Regions from separate parts of the Mus musculus genome. Here region 2 is linked to region 1. A link is a contact called in ENCODE Hi-C or POLR2A ChIA-PET data. All regions are on one chromosome and are shown on one strand. The core of a region is the stretch at or near the end of the contact, and the rest is flanking DNA. Distances in the headings are between cores, read along the strand shown.

The links. A loop is a pair of places that touch in the nucleus more often than their neighbours do. ChIA-PET counts read pairs that join two places held with the same protein, here RNA polymerase II (POLR2A).
Region 2: a map of heart shows a loop between it and region 1 (2.7-fold over the local background). The contact joins the promoter of Frg1 here to the promoter of Asah1 in region 1. A Hi-C loop is called at or near these places in 7 of 37 maps with a recorded cell type or tissue (adrenal gland, gastrocnemius, heart and 1 more). POLR2A ChIA-PET finds 5 or more read pairs at or near these places in 3 of 5 experiments (Patski and embryonic stem cell).

Annotation. Positions count from the first base shown.
Region 1 is chr8:41,373,406-41,376,105 of GRCm38, forward strand. It overlaps Asah1 (N-acylsphingosine amidohydrolase 1), which reads right to left and starts at 1,292. Exons shown (of 14, transcript NM_019734.3): 1 at 1,105-1,292. The coding sequence starts at 1,179.
Region 2 is chr8:41,415,779-41,418,478 of GRCm38, forward strand. Frg1 (FSHD region gene 1) reads right to left here and starts at 1,340. Exons shown (of 9, transcript NM_013522.3): 1 at 1,122-1,340. The coding sequence starts at 1,183. Gm50494 (a long non-coding RNA gene) reads left to right here and starts at 1,348. Exons shown (of 2, transcript XR_003947538.1): 1 at 1,348-1,471; 2 at 1,573-1,957.

The DNA of each region.
Region 1 (2,700 bases), core at 42-2,541:
TACTTTGTGTTGTGTGGTGTTTTTCAGACAAGGTTTCTCTGTGTCCATTGTTGTCCTAGAACATTCGCCTACCTCTATCTCCCAAGTGCTGGGATTTAAAGGCGTGTGCCACCCTCTGCCCTGATGTGCATTCTACTTTTATCTACTAAGTATCTATTCTAGTGGCTGGCTAATTTTCTCTCTCTCTCTCTCTCTCTCAAATTCAAAAAAGCATTTCTCCTTCTAGGAATAAAATTAAAAGAACTCCTGCTGCTCCCATTTCCAATGTCTTGCCTCTTTTCAAAATTCTTGTCATCTGGCACAGGTAAGGTGCATCCAGGTTCCTAGTTATCAAATCTGGCAACAAAACAGTCTTCAATTCTATAGCCTTTATAGAATCGATCTATGAAATGTCGCTGTCGGGCTTTGACCTAGAGGCTGAACTTAGAAATGTTTCTGGGAACAACGATGTGACCTCTGGCTACATTTTTCACTCCAGGGCTATACTTCCTCTTCTAGTAAATACAAGAATCATGTTAGTTCCTCACAGTCTCTTGCGGATATATAAAGTCTGTGGCATTGTGACTTGGTCGAGCAGCACCACGGTACAGACAGACATTCCATGCCTGGGCGTGAAGGCCACAGCCAGTACAGCCTTCTTAGGGGGGCGGGGTGGGGGTGGGTTCCCATCATCTGGGCTAAGACTGCATGTGACCCATAGCTTCCTGCGATGGTTTCTTCAGGAAAAAGCACTAGGTAACCAGGCAGAAAATACTACGGCCACCAGTCAATCGTTAGCTTTTTCTCTGGAGAGTTCCGCCTACAGTAGCTGGTAATCTCAAATATAAGATTGGAGAATGCGTGAATCCTACACAGTTGTTCTTGAAAGTTAGAACTTCCCTAAAATGTGTACTCGGTCCATACAGCAGCAAAGCCACTTAGCCCGGGGTTCACAAGCCACATTTGCACCCATACTCCGCGGGACCGAACCAGAGTTCCCCCGACGCCTCACGGAAGATACAGACCGCGAGCAGGTGTCCCTCACCCGCCCCGCCACAGCTGCGCCCACCTCCCCCTGAGCCCGCGCCTGCACCCCCATCTGTGCCTCGGCTGGAGCTCACCCACCGGCGGCACATCCTGTGCCTGGGCGCAGGTGACTGCCGCGGCTAGGACCCAGGTGAGAAGACTTTGGCCCCGCATCTTCCCAGCTGCAAGCGCCGCTCCGAGGGACTCTAGCAGCAGCTGCAGCAGGGACCACCTCCACCAGCAGCAGGCCGCACCCCAACGCGTGATCAGCGACCCTGGGCCACACCATGCACGGCAGGGGACACGCCAGAGATAGAGGCGCCGGGCCGAGTCCCTAGAGCGGAGTCCGCGCACAGGGCCGAGAGGGGCTGCGCCCCCAGCACGCCACGCAGTGGTTTCGTCCAGCCTTAGCCGCACCCCGGGGCGGGACTTCCAGTTTTCCTCTGGCCTTCACTCGTTTGGAGCGCGGGGGCCGGGGCAAGACGCTGGTGCTGGAGGATTTCTGAGGGCGGACGCCGACTGACTCGGGAGAGGTTGGCTCCTAGGCGTCGCGGTTCCTGAGCCCACCAAAGGGACAGAGTTTCAGAGCATAGCGTCAGACCTAGTTTGCCTTCTGGGGAAGGCTGGCTCCAAGTGAGTCACTCAATCCATCCATCCTGCCCGAGGGATCACAACCAGAGAGGACAAGTGTCAGGGTCAGAAGTTTCATCTCTCGGGTACTCTAGGTACTTAAGGCACTGCTAAATCCTAGGATTTAGATTTTAGTTTCTTGCTGTTATGTCCGGGGTTGGAGAGGTTGAAGGGGTGGGACCTTCATCGATGTATTTGTCGCCGCGTTACTCAACTCCTGTTTTCCTTTAGCTCGTGAGAAGCCAGTTGGTCCAGCGGACCTAAACCTAGGACAGGTACTTGGTACTTCATAGTCTACTTTGAAAAGCAGATAAAAGTGAAATACTTGCTTGGCTTTTACCTTGGACAAGGCTCTCCATAATAGGATGAGTTATCTAGAATCCAACAGGAAAAAAATGCCTCTAGATTTACATTTTCTGCTTCGACGACAGGCATCTCAAGAAGTTTGGAGGCTTTTAAAAAAATGCTTCTATAAAACTCACTCAGGACCATTAAAATCCTATTTTAATTCTCACCCCCGACTCCTGTGCTGGGGATCCGAGTATTTTTCCTTTTTGGTGTAAAAAACACCTAAATTTGGAGGCAAATGATAAATAAGTTGGCTTTTGTTTGTTTGTTTTTTGTTTGTTTGTTTTTGAGGAAGTTTAGATGTTGATACACAACACAGGATTAAGAAACACTTAGAGGGCCGGGCGGTGGTGGCGCGTGCCTTTAATCTCAGCACTTGGGAGGCAGAGACAGGCGGATTTCTGAGTTCAAGGCCAGCCTGGTCTACAAATTGAGTTCCAGGACAGCCAAGACTATACAGAGAAACCCTGTCTCAAAAAAAAAAAAAAAACAACAACAACAACAACAAAACAAAACAAAAAAAAACAAACAAACAAAAAAAGAAATCTTACTTAGGTAAGCAAGATTGGAAAATACTTACTTTTTGAAGGGGGACACTGAGGACTGTTTTAGACAGCAACCTGAGGCAGAAAGCTGTCTTCAGTCACTGACTCTGGCGTTTCAAACCTGCCTAGACAAGATAGCAAGATTTCATCTCCAAAATAAAACAAAACAGAA
Region 2 (2,700 bases), core at 90-2,589, 42 kb after region 1:
TGCTTACTGACTAAATAGTGGTGAACTCGTAAATATACTAAACCCCACTAGCTGTACACTTTAAAAGGAGTTTATGGCTTATGAATTACAGCTCCATAAATGGAAACACGAGGAGAGATCTTAGGGGAAAAGTGATTATTCAGAGTGCTTACAACAAATTCTGAGCCTTGCTGTGGTTGCAGCCCAAGCCTTTAATCCCAGCACTTGGGGGTTGGTGGGGTGGGGGAGGTGAGGCAGGTGAGTGTCTGAGTTCATGGCTATCCTAGTCTACAGAGTTAAGTTCCAGGACTACACAGAGAAACCTTGTCTCAAAAAAACAAAGAACCAATCATGGAAACATGGAAAGCACTACATAGGTTTTAATAACTGCTGTCTTAACTTCTTTGTATTTTATCGACAACATCTTCAGAAGCAAATTCTAAATTTTAAACAGTTTCAGATTCGGTCAGGATAAAGCTCCGAGCTCATTCAGCACGAAGCTCGCTGACAAGTACCTGTTGAAACTGCTTCAGCGGTGATACAGGAAATAAAGTGTTCAACTTTGGCTAGATCCTTCAAGAGGACGGAAATAGGATCGGGCAAGATATCTTTCTCTATAGGGCTAACTATAAATCACACCCACATGCCTCCACTTGGCTGTTATATTCTGAGTTGGCTGTCTCATTCAGTTCTCATAACTCTTTTTTATAGTCTCGAGGAACAAGAACCAGCGTCTAATAAATCAGCAAACGAACCATCAACCCATCACCGGTGCGAATTCAAGGTCCCGACTCACACTATGATGCAGCTTTGCCTGCCCCCTACATATTACACTGCAGAGAATCAGGGCGTTTTTGTTTGTCCGCTTGCTTTTTCCATTTGCAGGAAAGACCGGTGGAAAAAAAAACTTTCCTTAAAGCAAGTTATCAAGGCAGGCAGGGGGAGGCCTGGGGGGGGGGGCAAAAGTAGGACTCCTGGTCTCTCCGTTTCGGGGGATCCCCGGCCACGCAGCGTCAGCTAAGAAGTGTCGGGGAGGCTGTCCACGCAGGTCTGAGTGTCCTGGGTGGCTTGGCTACCCCGTCCCTTGAGCCCCGGGGATGGATGCACTGAGAACCGCGCCTCCCTCCCGAGCGCCGCCTCACCTCTTGGCTTTAGTGCCCTTGAGCACGAGTTTGGTGGACTTTACATAGGAATATTCGGCCATGGCCCGGCTCGCTGAAGTGGCAGCCTCTGGCAGAGCTTCCGTAGGACTGGGAGGAGGAGGAAGTGGCTCTAACGGCCGGAGCTGAGCGAGTCCCCGAGGAACTCTCGGTCTTCTTCAACCCAAGGCTACGATTCTCCGGCTTCCTGTTTACTGCTTCCGATGCACTACGGCGGCCGTGGAGGGTCCAATCACGTCAGCGTTCCTGCGGCGAAGTCCCGGATGTTCGCGGTTTTTTTTCCCCCCCAAACCAGGCAAAACTTATAGAGACGCCCCCTGGTGGAAGCGAAGGTATCCAACAGTTTCCTGCTGCCGAGGTTGTAAAGACCATACCTGGATTGGATGAGCCAGATGTTGAAAGGATCAAATCTATCTGCCCACTCTCTTTGCAGCGGACATCGCACCAAGTACCCGGCAACCCGCCAGACTGGGCCTGCACAGAGAAACCGAGATGTGTGTTCTGTGGAGGCGTGGGTCACAGCCTTGGCTTCGGGCAACTTTATCAACGACTCTGGCTCCAGAGTTGTTAGTTGTGTTGTACATGTTTTACTCGTGTATTGTGTATGAGTAACACACAAGAAACAATTGAGGAATGATACAATGTATAGTTGCTAACTACTGGTTTCTATCGCAAGTGCTGAAGAGACTTTGGTCTCCACACCGAATACTGTCTTTCCCTGTAGTCTTGATCCAGCCAAGTGCGTATTCCTTTTGCCTCCTCCAATCTTCCCCGCAATGTTATAACTCCCTTCCATTACAAACAATGCACCGCTGATACAGCTTCTGTGTGATCTTTGGTTTTTGTGAAAGAAACATGAATGCTGTTAGAATCAAAAAATGGAATGGCTTTGTCAACACTTGACAAATATAAAACACTTTTGAAGGAATGATTGATGGCAGCTCTGGCAAGGGATGACGTGCAAAGATATTCTAGGTCTGTGTGATCTGGCTGGAATCCAGACACACACTTAGTACACACCTTTAATCCTAAACAACGATGTCTAATTGAGGGGCAAACAAAGTGGTGAATCAGAGGGAGATTTGACAGAATATGCTCAACGCTCATCTGAGTGGCACAAGAGAGAGAAGCTATTCAGGTCAGGGGCAAGTTCAGTCTTTAGCGCTTGTCAGTCAGTGGGGAGTCAGAGTGGCGAGTACAGTACAGTGGAGTTGAGTGAGTTCCTTCATGAGCTCCTGCAGTTCAGTGAAGGTCAGCAGAGGCAGTTAAAGCCAGAGAATGAGAAGCCAGAAGATTAGAATAGATTACCAGAGTTAGTTTGAGGGCAAGCAGAGCAACTCAGGAGACACGGAGAGAAGCCAGATGAAAATCAGTCAGCTTGGAGAGGAGTTGAAGCCAGAATAGATTAGCTGAATCAGCCAGCCAGAATTTAGAAAGGAGTGGAAAGGGTGAGTTTATTCAGCAGCAAGCCTCTGAGATGGCGATTACATCTAGCAAATAGAAGATATTTTTGACAAAACTATCACAAAGATACTGCCTGAACTCCAACCTTGCACAGAAA